Regions from separate parts of the Homo sapiens genome. Here region 2 is linked to region 1. The links are chromatin contacts, found by Hi-C or POLR2A ChIA-PET in ENCODE. All regions are on one chromosome and are shown on one strand. The core of a region is the stretch at or near the end of the contact, and the rest is flanking DNA. Distances in the headings are between cores, read along the strand shown.

Region 1 (6,550 bases), core at 2,537-5,036:
AGGAAAGCAGGTAAAAATGCTAATTACCTCCTCCCATCCTGTGCTTGGATATTCCCCCACAGTATTGGGTCTGTATATCCTGGTTTTTCAAATTCTCCATTCCGATCACCCTATCTAATAAAAATGTATGCTCACTGGATATTAGATTTGAGACATCCAGTTCTATATGTAGATACAAACTCAAGAGACTCCTTTATTAAATGAAGCAGCATAACATTTTTACTCACCTGTCTGAATACACATACTAAGCAGAAGATGGACTGAGTAAGAAGCCAGGAGAGCAACTGTCAGCAGCAAGAAGCTAAAACATAAAAGAACACCTGGTCAAAACCTCCCAAAAGTTTGTCTTTTGTATGGTGTCTCATTACAAAAACAAATTGCTTAACAGTCAAATATTCACAGGAACTATCTCTGAGTAGCAGAATTATGTTCATTAAGGAAATTAAGAAGATACTTTTCTACTTTTTTGTATTTACCAATTTTATTTAAATGAAAATATACTGATTTTAAAATAAAAAAAAATAAAAACCAAACTTTTTTAAAAATACAAGCAAACTTCCTCATTTTGCAGTCTTGTCTGCTGACTGCTGAATCAGCCATTAAATAATCTTGTAATATTTCCTTTTTATGACTGGTTTTCTTCTTATTTTAAGTCTAAACAGAAGTTTTACTTATGCAATCTCATTGTCTTCTCTTTTTCCCTTCCTCCCTCTACTTCCAGTGATATTGACCTCCTTATCATACCTTCATCTTATTAAGGTGTACTTAAGATTTATTTAGGCTGTATTTTCTAGCATCTATTAAACGCACACACTCTCCAAACCAAACTAAATTAAAATAATGTAGTTAACACACCTCTAATGATGCAATTTGAAAAATGTGCAAACAATGTAATGATTGAGGTCCTCTCACCAACAGTGTGAAAGAAAAAACTTAGATAATTTCCTATTCATTTTTAGGAAGACACCAGCAGGACAAGCTTCTATACAGCTATCCCCAGTGAACTGCCCCAGTCATTGAAGAAATTTTCTCTCTGTGGTCCAGTTAATACTTGTTAATAAATAAAATTGAGAGGTAAAAGTACAAATGTCATTAAACTGACATCAGGAACTTCACAAAATAACACTTTAGCATCACCAAAAATGATGGTTGCTATGACTGGGTGAGCACACATTCAGCAGTATATATCTGCATGTAAGACCCTGGTGCATAAATTATGATTTTTCAAAGAGAATCAAAAAAAAAGTCCTCTGACTATGTCTTGCTTAAGGTGTCACATATAGTTTTTAATTTTAAAAATAATGAAAGTTTGTGAGTACATTCCATAATAAAAGCAAGTTGGGTTACTTAAAAGTTGCTTTGCTTATCAAAAAATTTGGAATAAAAGCAGGAAATAAACATAAAAGAGACTCCCTAGGCATTTTAAATTTCCTAGTAAATAGATCTGCTTCTACTGACAAAGCCAATTTGTTAATTCATTCTATTAGCCATGTGGTGCTAGATGCTAAGAATAAGGTCCAGTTATAAAGGATTTTTCTATTTTTTAAATTTTTTAGACAGGATCTCACTCTGTCACCCAGGCTAGAGTGCAGTAGCCCAATCATGGCTCACTGCAGCCTCAACCTCTCAGGCTCAAGCAGTCCTCCCAAGTAGCTAGGACTACAGGCGCACTCCACCATACCAGGCTAATTTTTGTATTTTGGGCAGAGATGGGGTTTCACCATCTTGCCCAGGTTGGTCTCAAACTCGTGGGTTCCAGTGATCCGCCTGCCTTGACCTCCAGTTGTAAAGGATTTCAGTTTAGTGGGAACATTAATTTCCAAACATATCATTGTAACAATTATAATAACAGAATGAATATACAAAGTACTATGAAAGCACAGAATATCCAGGATTGTCTTCTATTTTGGGCAAACTGGCCTACAAGCTAAGTCCTGAAACATAAAAAAGAACAGGCACAAAACACATGTCTGGCCTCTGAAAGTGAAATAAGACTACTTAACAATACAAAGAGACAGCGAGGAATGAAAAGATTATGTGTTGTATTTGCACTCACAAAATTGCTATTTGGAAGTTAATCTGCATGGCTTTGATTCACTTTGGCCAAGGAGATACAATGAATATGCCACTCTTAAGTGTCATATTTCATTATAAATGAAATGTGGATCAAGTTCCCATTTTTAAAAACTAGTCACACTTCTGTGTATTTAAGAAGCTATGTAGTAGCCCTCCAAGGTACACACTAGCAACAAGAATAACAAGAAAAATGCTAAAACCCCAGAAATAACTAACTAGAAATTGTATAATAGCAGCTTCTGGAATCTATCTCTCTACTTCTCCGTATATTATCAAAATGGAAAAAAAAATTTGATGCTAAAATATGAAGACTCACCTAAATCCAAAGACACCGGTATTAGCCAAAACATAAGCTAAGCCAAGGATGCCACTTCCCATGATGGCATTCATCAAATTAAACACTGATAAACCAAATGAAACACCTGGGGATCGCTGTCTGTGAAGTTCCTGTAAGCACACAAATTTAGTAGTGTTAAATGTTTGGACGGTGAAGTTAAAATTTCGTAAAGAAATTCCATAAATGAAAGATTATGGAAAAAAGCTGCAAACCACCAGGGTTTGTATGACACACTCGTTGCTTAACCAACACTAATTTCCTTTCCTTTCCTTCCCACCTCCCACTACTGCAGCTCCAGGAATCTAGGGTTTCTTAGGAAAATGATTTCCACCAGTACACAAGACAGGCAGAGTTCAGGAAGGGCCATGACTAACCTTGTGACTGCAAGAGATGAAGATAGGATGGGAATGGAGTGGGGAGAGAGAGGAGGGATAAGGCCTCAGCTCATGTGATTACTAAAGAATTGCTGAGTCAACCTGGGACTGCTGTGGGCAGTTGTTTCTCCTCAATTACTAGGACTGCACAACTAATCTCTACTTATATATCTAATGAATTAGTTCTACCAAACTGGAAGGATGGTCAGGAATATCTTGCAATGACAATATTATAAACAGAAGCAATTCACGTTGTTCTGGCAGTATCCCTGAAAACATCCCCCTCCCCACAAACAGCACCGGGAACAAAGTCCTGGGAACAGTGTCTAGGACTCGAGTTAAAAAGCGGAGTGCCCACTGCACAGGCTTTAGGGTCAGGAACGTGCTATGCACTTACTACCAAGCCACTTCCATTCTACCGCTAAGAATTTCTGTATTAAAATGTTTATTATTTTCCCTCCCCCCATGACTAAGTCGGAAGAGGAAAATCCTGTGACTCTTGCAAAGACCTCACGAGACTGGTGGAGAAAATAAGGTGACAAAAATACTAACTAACAGCAGTGAGTACATAATCCTAGGGCCGCTCATCCCATCATGTTCGCAGCTTCCACTCAACGCTGCATCTCTTCCACCCGACGCTTTTCATCTTTTCTTTCTAGAGTATGCTAGGCTGCTATCACGTTCATAACTGCGCCAATCTCATCTGAATCTCGGCGGCTGCCTTCAGACCCCATCCCCCAGGGTTCAGGCTCCAGCATCTCCCCTGTCCCGGTGCGGTCCTCCTTTTCTGGGTCTTATTTGGCAGGCACTTGAGGGAAGCCGGAGGGCGTCAGCGCGGGGAAGCGAACACAGCCCACTTACGTTGCTTAGCAACGGACTCAACTCTTCGGCCTCCGCTTCTTCAGGCTGCTGGACAGAGACATACCAGCCCCGCTCAGCGTTGAAGCTCCCCCAGGACGCCTCCATGCTGCTCTCCAGCTGACTACCAGTTCCATCTACGAGCCTCTACCCCTGCCCTGCGCTCCAGTCGTCGGTCGCGCCAGAGGCGGAGCTTTGAGCCCGGCCCTTCCGGCATTCCGTACTTCACCAGGGCCTGGAAGGAGAGGAGCGAGTCGACTTGATCTGATGACGCGCGCCCTCTTCGCGGCGAACAGTGATGATGTCATAGAAGACCCGCCCATCCACCCGCGACCCACATCCGATCGGTACCGGAGCGGGAGGTGAGGGGTCGGCTCGCGGATCCAGCTGCAGAGCGACGTGGGGAATTGGAATGGTGCTTTGGTGAGGTGGCGGCCGCGTTAGGGGCTAATGGTCCAGGGGAGGTACCAGCCCGCCCAGGGCTGCTCTCTGCCATGTGCTGCCTGGGCACAGAAACATCGCGAGGTCACCCACCCGCCTAGGTGCTGAGCTTAGTTTCGAGGTTCTGGATAGTAAGGAATGTTTCAAAAGCCTTTCGCCACATTTTACTGGTGGGAAAACCGAGACTTATAGTAATTTATCCAGGGTCACCCAGCTGGTCAGCTGCTAGAACCAATTTGATCTCTGACGGTGAAGTTAGACTTCGTTGCTTTACAGGATTCTGGGACAGGGCCCTTTCCCCTTACAAGTAAATTCTTTGGTATTTTAGAAGACAGTGAATAACTGATACTATGCATATAACAATCAGCAAAGCTCTCGTCCTCAAAATACAGAAGCCTCTAGTTAAAGGCAGGACATGTGGCAGTAAAGCATCGAAAACAAACAACAGAGCAATATATTAAGAACACAAGCACCGAAGTCAGTCAAAACTAGGTTTTAATCCATGTTTAGCCACTTATCAGCTGGGAGACTTTGGGTGGGTTACCTTACGTCTGAGCTTTAGTTTACTTATTTACAAAATGAGGGTGCAATACTGCACACCTCCCAAGATTCATAATGTACATAAAGCATTTAGCGCAGTATCTGACACAATAAGCACCCATGAGACTATCCTAATAAATATCACCACTAGTAATGGTCATGTATAATGACTATTTCATTTACAGATGACCATTTAACTCATACTTCAGTCTTCCAATCCCAAATGTATTATCTAGAAAATTGTGGGTGAAGAGGATCATTGAGTATGGCTAATGGATCACTAAGCCCTCTGAACTGGGAGCAGATGGGTTGAAGGTGTAAATTTAATATATACCACTATTATCTACCACTAATACGACTTCCTGAAGAAGTCATCCTAGTCTGGAAAAGATAGTATACTTCCCACACATCACTAAACGTTTTATTTGTCAGCATTTAGCCCGTTATTTGAGATAGTAGAATTTAGATTTTTATTCTCAAAAGCTGTCGTGTGTGAATTTTTTTTTTTTTTTTTTAAGGATCTTATGGAGGCCATTTGGATTCTCAGGAAGATTTCTGAAACTGGAAAGCCATAGCATAACTGAATCAAAATCGTTGATTCCAGTAGCTTGGACATCCCTGACACAGATGCTTTTGGAAGCACCTGGTATTTTCTTATTGGGTCAAAGAAAAAGATTCTCAACCATGCCAGAAACAGAAACACATGAGAGAGAGACTGAATTGTTTTCACCACCTTCTGATGTCCGAGGCATGACAAAACTTGATAGAACAGCTTTTAAAAAGACAGTCAACATTCCAGTGCTTAAAGTGAGGAAAGAAATAGTCAGTAAATTGATGCGATCCCTAAAAAGGGCAGCATTGCAGCGCCCAGGCATAAGACGTGTGATTGAAGATCCGGAAGATAAAGAAAGTAGACTAATCATGTTGGATCCCTATAAAATATTTACTCATGATTCCTTTGAGAAAGCAGAACTCAGTGTTTTAGAGCAGCTTAATGTCAGTCCACAGATCTCTAAATACAATTTGGAACTAACATATGAACACTTTAAGTCAGAAGAAATCTTGAGAGCTGTGCTTCCTGAAGGTCAAGATGTAACTTCAGGGTTTAGCAGGATTGGACATATTGCACACCTAAACCTTCGAGATCATCAGCTGCCTTTCAAACATTTAATTGGTACGTGTGTCATAGTAATATTCATGTATTTGAAGGGAATTTGCAAATTGTTAATTTTAGCTTTAAAAATTATTTTTTTTAATGCCAAGTTACAGAGGCAGAACATTTTATCATGTTAACTTTAAGCTAGATCTTGAGCTACATACCCTCTTTTGAGGGCCATTTTGAAATATCTTCTTTAGTCATAGCAAGTTCCAAATACTGGTCCAGGCTTTTGTGTACAACAATACATCAGTGTAGATTAAACTTGAATCACATGCTTTGGCAGCTACATTGAGGAGAGATCTTTTTGGTACACAAGACTTGTTAGGCCTTCAGGGCTATGTTAAATACTAGGTTTCATAAATTTGGGTACTTTATAGTCAAAAGTGCAAGATGTTTACTTATGCTTTCATTGATTCAACCAATTGAGCCTCTTCTATATGTCAAGCACCATACTGTCCTGTTACACATTTCTTTTGTTTTTATTGATGAAGGGAGTAATAATGGATAGTGGTAACATAAATACTTAAGCAGATCCTTGTAATTGTGACTGGGTACAAATGTCAAGTCTAGGCTTTCCTGTGAGTCACTGCCTACCCTAACTCAAACATTCCTCTGGCATTCCTATTTTATAAACTTTCTTTCATAGAGGCACTCATACATTAAAAGTGAAACATTTTCATACAGTAGTAATTTTAAAGCTTTTACTATAGACCTTCAGAATAGTTTTTAAAAATTTATAAATTTCATTCCTCATTTCAAACTAAA
Region 2 (6,550 bases), core at 2,334-4,833, 420 kb before region 1:
AGAATGACCACTTTTAAATCAGTCCCTACTCTAACACCCCTCCTTGCTTAAAACTACCCTATTCCTGCCCACCATGTAAATGGCTGTTGTTCTCCCTTTCTGAGTAGCAGATACATCCCATAATACAAACTGTGCCACAAAAATCAGCCCCGGATCAAAAAGTGAGATCTTGTAGTGGATGCGGGAAGTCATGAAATTGACTAATACACTACTCCAATCACAGCAAACCCCTGACAGAGTAAATCTCGGATGTCGAGTTCATCACCAACAAAGAGGAGACCAACACTGGTGGAGCCATGCCTGTCTACTGGAAAAACTGATGAAATCTTCAAACCTTTTTGCAAAAATAACTCTGCTCGGCACAATGCTGAGAAAGTCAGCGTGAAGTGGAAGCTGTTATCATGCTTTCAAATCAGTCAGAGAAATACCTACTGAGTTATGTGATCCATTCTTGGTTCTAAGAATTAGCACACAGGTGCCACTGGAACCCAAACACTGATAAATATAAGATGAATGAAATTTCCTTTCACAATTGTTGTTGTCATTTTAAGAACAGTATTAATCAAACCTTTTTAAAGATATATACTACGAAAAAACTGTGGCTCCCATTTTAACTGGAACCACTTTCAATTGTCTTTTCCTGGTCTCAGTTACCCCACAAAAAAGGAAATGCCTGTAACTTGTCTCCAGTCTAACAGTTGATGGGCAGCAAAGCCAACATTCCCATCCTGATTTTATCACTTTCAAGCCTGGCTTGAGTCTCCACATTAGCACTGAGTGTTTGCAGACATTAACAAGGCCTGTAGCTGCTGAGTCTCATGTGCCCCCCTAACAACGCAAAAACTGTAACCTGACCCTTGTCGCAGCATTTTAAAAGGTTCTTAAAAGAATACATTTGGGGTTTTTGTCAACTCTTAAACGACTACACCAAAGCAATACACTCCCCTGTACATTTTTTTTTTCCTGTATGTGTTTTTCAACTAGCAAACCTCCCAGCCACCAAAACTTTAATCAAATTAGGTATAATTTAGGACACAACAGGGATATCCAAATTGGCCAACCACTGGAAGCAGCCAAGGTGCTTACCTGAATTCTGTTTCCTTGGCCTCTTCCCCAGAGATTCTCATTCAGACTGGGTCCTGAGAATCTGTATTTTTCAAAATTCTCAAATAATTCCATTGCTTTAAAACAGATCCTCTTGGCATTTCATATTTTTTGAAGGTCCTATTCTCAGTACTTGGTAAATCCCAAATCTTAGGACTCACATAACGGAAGCATCCACATTTACATGAAACAAGAAGTATCATCAAAATTCAGTAAGAATTAACTTTCCAAAAGCTATATACTAAGTCCCTATAAGGTACCAAGACTGAGCTCCAACCTACTTACCTCTCCAGTTATTTAGTAGAGATCTATCACTAACACTTATTAAAACTCCTCAACAAATGATAGTTCACCACAAGTTCAAGAATAGAAGATTTGGCCAGGCATGGTGGCGCTCACCTATAATCCCAGCACTCTGGGAGGCCAAGGGGTGCCGATCACCTGAGATCAGGAGTTCGAGACCAGCCTGGCCAACATGGTGAAGCCCCATCTCTACTAAAAATACAAAAATTAGCTGGGCGTGGTGCTGCGCGCCTGTAATCCCAGCTACTCAGGAGGCTGAGGCAGCAGAATCGCTTGAACCCGGGAGGTGGAGGTTGCAGTGAGCTGAGATTGCGCCACTGCACTCCAGCCTGGGCGACAAGAGTGAGACTCCGTCTCAAAAAAAAAAAAAAGAGCAGAAGATTCCAGCTGCGCCTAAATTTTCTGACTTTATTTTTGATGAGTGAGGTGCTCAAATAAGAGTAATTTCTTAATAATCCATAACTAGAACTGAATTACAGCTAATTATATTTAGGAGTGCATGGACTTGTTATAGATTTCCAGACAGTCAATTTGAACTTTTAATGCTTATTAAGCTGGGGATTGGCTCCTAATTTGGCTTAGAACAAAAAGAAACCATGAGGGAATTCACAGAACTGGAGAAAGTTGTTATCATGAATTTGGAATGGTTTCCGCATTAGCAAAATACATCAAGTCATAAATAGATGTGATGCTGTGCTCTTCAAGCCCCTAACCAAAGGGGAAAAGACGTGCTCAGTGAGCCAAATGGTAAGCCAGCAGCAAGCATAAGTGAACATCACTTAAGTGACAAGGGTATTCTTGAAGAGGAAAGTGACATTAGCAGGGCACCAAAGTTGTGCCAACAACCATGTGGGCACCTCCCCTGACCTCAAGGCCCAGCTACACTCCTCTCCCTGCTGCAACCCTTACAGTATTTGCACTTCCTGTTCCCCATCCCAATAGACAGACTCAAGGTCCACTCCCTCCCTTTCTTCAGACCTCTGGCTCAAATGATACCTCATCAGAGGGGCCTTCCCTGACCATCTGATTTGAACAAAACAGCATACACATAGGACCCATCTCTGTCCTCTTACTCTGTTTTATTTTCTCCATAGCATGTACCACCTGTGGAGGTACATATTATGTTAACCTTTCTAATTGTTTATGTCTCCACATACACACCAAATTTTGAGTTCTGTGAGAACAAACCAGTGTCATTACTAAGTACATGCATACACACATGCATGAATATATACATCCATTACATAGTTTTCTACATAAATACTCTGTGGGTGGGTGGGTGGGTGGATGGATGGATGGATGGATCCACTAAACCTAAGTGGGGATAACATAAAAGTATTGCTTGACCCAGGACATTTTGTAAACAAATGAAAATTCCTAGAGGAGGCAACTGATTTTCTCCAAAATCCTATGAGAACTAAGTTTCCACTTACAAAATATAAGGTGGTCTCTTACATATACAAAGAATGTATCTGCAACCTCAGGCCACTGTTGTCCATGCCCACACTCCCCATCAACTTCATGCAGTGGGTTATCCACTGCTGACTTGAGACCAGAACACAACTCTCAGCCATCAGGATGAAAGAATGATGCTGAAGACGAGTTTCACGGTAGAAGGGAAGAAGCAGGTCTTCCTACCTACTACCTGTCCACTGACACAGGGTGTTATTAGGGAAAGCTTAGGAAAAGGGTTACCAACACAAGTGGCCTGGAAAACAAACTCTACTGTCTTGTTCATTTGAAACAAAGAGAGCAGAGAGATAAGGGGTTGCTGGAAATAAAATGGAAGTATAATGAAAACAGACACTGGAGCAATTAACTTTTCTATCAAAAAATTAAATCATTCTTGTTTTACCCAAACCTCAGTTCCATAGAGAGAATACCACATCACTATAATTTCAAGGAAAAAACAATAAAGCTTGAAAAAAATTAACAAACGAGTCAGCCTCTGTTTTTCAAGAACCTTGATTAGAAAAGGAGAATGCTAGTCAGTAAGCGAGTGCCATAGAAATGTGTCTCCTGAGGCTCTGTCCATGGATCTTGAGCTGTTTTTGAGGTTCAGCTTTTAGTGCTCACAGCACTGATCACTTGTTCAGAAGTATCGTGACTGCCTTGTTCTGCTCAAATCAAGCAAAGGTTTAGCATGAAGCTATCTGTAACAGGCAGCTCTAAAGTTAGAAACCACCACAGGCTTCTGAGTTGTTTTGGTGTCACTTCCTGACCTTATTTTTATGAGAACAGGCTTATAACAAAAACTGGCTGAAAAAGTACACTGCACAGCAGAAATAATCAGAAACAAAAAGAAAGTTTCAAAAAAATGACAATTCTGTCACCTGTATCACCTAACTGTACATATTTTTTTCTGATTATAACATACACAAATATGTGTCAGTTCCTTCTCCCTGTGGTCATTAAAATTTAAAGCACTGGGCTTTTGAAAGAATGTAAGAAAAAAATAACCTAGAAATTGTAAAATTTTTTGGTCCAAGTACCCCTTTGAATGGATTCTACTGATATTTGTCAAATTAGAAATTTAAATGGAGACATTTAAAAATATTTATCATTTATTAAAAACAATAACAATTCCATTACATGTTAGTATACACATTTTAATAAAATATAACTACATTTTCAAACATCCCCCCAAAGATAGAGAGAGTGGCATTATTTTACAATTTGCAAATCTCTTTAATGTCTGACTTAAAAGAAGACAGCTAGTGGGGAGGCGGGAGGGATAGCATTGGGAGATATACCTAATGCTAGAGGATGAGTTAGTGGGTGCAGCGCACCAGCATGGCACATGTATATATATGTAACTAACCTGCACATTGTGCACATGTACCCTAAAACTTAAAGTCTAATAATAATAAATAAAAATAAAATAAATAAATTAATTAATTAATTAAAAAAAAAGACAGCTAGATTCTTTCTTTTTTCTTTTTTTCTTTTTTTTTGAGACAGAGTTTCGCTCTGTCACCAGGCTGGAGTGCAGTGGCACAATATTGGCTCACTGCAACCTCTGACTCCCTGGTTCAAGTGATTCTCCTGCCTCAGCCTCCCGAGTAGCTGGGATTACAGGCACGCACCACCACACCCAGCTAATTTTTTTTTGTATTTTTAGTAGAGACGGGGTTTCACCATGTTGGCCAGGATGGTCTTGATCTCCTGACCTCGTGATCTGCCCGCCTCGGCCTCCCAAAGTGCTGGGATTACAGGCGTGAGCCACTGCGCCCAGCCTGACAGCTAGATTCTCATATCTGCTTCTGTATTCAAGCCACTGTAATGTTGTTCTAGTTGAAGTACATGAATACAGTCCAGCCTCACACAGAGTAATTTAAAAATATAATTTTAATAGATTTTTCAGATAATTGCAGATATTCTTCTTTAATACCACACAAAAGTAAACAAGGCGTAGTTTCTCAAAAGTTGGTTGCAATATAAAACTGTATCAATGAACTTTTCATACTTTAAATTAATATACATGAGTCTACCTTACGCTTTCAAGAGATCCTTGACCCATAAATGATTTTATAACATCTCGTACTGGCCATTGTGAAAATACGTGTTCACTGAATCATTGGAAGTCATCTTCTAAATGTTGACATATCTCATAACACAATTTTTAAAAATTACAATCGTTAATAACAACAAACTCATGAGAAAAGAATAAGTACTGGGAAGTTGTCAAGCTCACAATGGTGGATATAAACTTTCCAAAATTCGAATTATGTTTTGAAGGCTCTAATTTTATCACTGGCACCAAATACTTACAGTTGTTTTCCCTGAAGTAACAGGCGCAGTTCATTCGTTTTTTAGACAATGTCTGAAAAATCTGCCAGTTCCACAGTATGGTTTGTCTGTCATTCTTTCAAAGTAAAAATGGTGTTCCATGCAAAAAGTGGCTAGCTCAGCTAACAACTCAATCACACAAGTGCTTTTCCTTGAGACACAACAGTATTTCAGTATGAAGCAGGAATGCTTTTAGCATATTTCCCATTTTGTCACACAGAATGTTACAAAGGTATATAGTCAAGGATTGACCTTTAATAACATGAATAATGTTTACTGTTCCATCAAAGACATTCTTAAGTGAAACTAGATTTCTTCCTCCTGCAACTACGTGGCCATCAAGAATACAATGATGACTTTATAGTTTGGTGCCATGCTTTTACCCACCATTTCTCTTTTGCACCATTGGGGCAAATGTCAACACAGTGGGGAAAAAAGGATGAATAAAATCTTCGTATTATAAGGAAAACAGTTTGGAACTGCAGACTTCCTGAAAATGTCTCTGGAACTCTCAGAAGTCTGCAGGATCACACTTTGAGAATGAATTTTAAAATTTCCAACAAAGCCACCACCTAGTTTTTTCACTTACAGTCAGTCAAAATAAGAGAAGTAGGTACAGTGAAGCCAATGATGACTGGGGTATAAAAAGGCAAATAGAGCTATCATACCTATGCTGAACTCACTGATTGTATTTTCATCTTCTGAGTTCTAGCTTAAGATGTACATTAAGAGAACCTACTGACAACAAAACCTGAGCAAATCTTAAACTCAATCTGCCTAGAGCTTTCTGGCCCATCCATGCCTGATGTCTGAGAATGCTGCACCTTTCCTGGGTGAATGTTGGTCCTCCAGTTTAAGGAGGAGGAACTCAAGGGAAGCCTTGCAAAAAGACATCATCCCAAAAGACAAGACTCTCTGGAGGGTGGGATTATGCTATCCTGAGGACAGTTTTCCTCTAAGATGGAATAAAGAAAAAAACTAAAATGCTGCCCCCCCACCCCCAACTCCTCAGATAGCTGGATGGTGTAGAAAGATCTTGGACCTCAGCATTGCAATCTGAGCTTGTGTCTGGGCTCTGGCACTTACTATCCAGGAAAGACCATAGTAAATTAGCGTCTCTGAGTCTGGTTCACCATTTGCATACTGAGAATTACAACAGCCTCAGAAATTTGTTATAGAGAGAAAATGGAATAATATATAGCATGGTATGAACACGTAGAGGTACTCAGTTACTAGGTAAGAGTTTATCCTGCTACCAGAAAATAAAATGAGGGCTCCCATTGCTATTTGCTAAATTACAAGCCAACTCCAGTGTCTGGTCCTCAGAAGGCATTCAACAAATGAGCTAGATATT

The links. A loop is a pair of places that touch in the nucleus more often than their neighbours do. ChIA-PET counts read pairs that join two places held with the same protein, here RNA polymerase II (POLR2A).
Region 2: a loop to region 1 is called in a map of CD8-positive, alpha-beta T cell, with 7 times the contacts of the local background. The contact joins the enhancer-like site here to the promoter of SLC38A6 in region 1. A Hi-C loop is called at or near these places in 1 of 168 maps with a recorded cell type or tissue (CD8-positive, alpha-beta T cell). POLR2A ChIA-PET finds 5 or more read pairs at or near these places in 1 of 52 experiments (PC-3).

Annotation. Positions count from the first base shown.
Region 1 is chr14:60,978,481-60,985,030 of GRCh38, reverse strand. SLC38A6 (solute carrier family 38 member 6) reads right to left here and starts at 3,786. Exons shown (of 16, transcript NM_153811.3): 1 at 3,649-3,786; 2 at 2,393-2,523; 3 at 228-301. The coding sequence starts at 3,753. TRMT5 (tRNA methyltransferase 5) reads left to right here and starts at 3,952. Exons shown (of 5, transcript NM_020810.3): 1 at 3,952-4,068; 2 at 5,145-5,800. The coding sequence starts at 4,058. RefSeq lists an enhancer at 3,683-4,062.
Region 2 is chr14:61,400,609-61,407,158 of GRCh38, reverse strand. The region is part of intron 2 of PRKCH (protein kinase C eta); the gene reads right to left. Among named protein-coding and RNA genes, the nearest start is that of PRKCH-AS1, 81 kb to the right of the region's middle. Within about 2 kb of position 3,583, at least 4 of the 41 ENCODE cell types and tissues checked have a DNase peak (open chromatin) inside an H3K27ac peak, as active enhancers do; they include CD8-positive, alpha-beta T cell, where a contact is called at or near this core.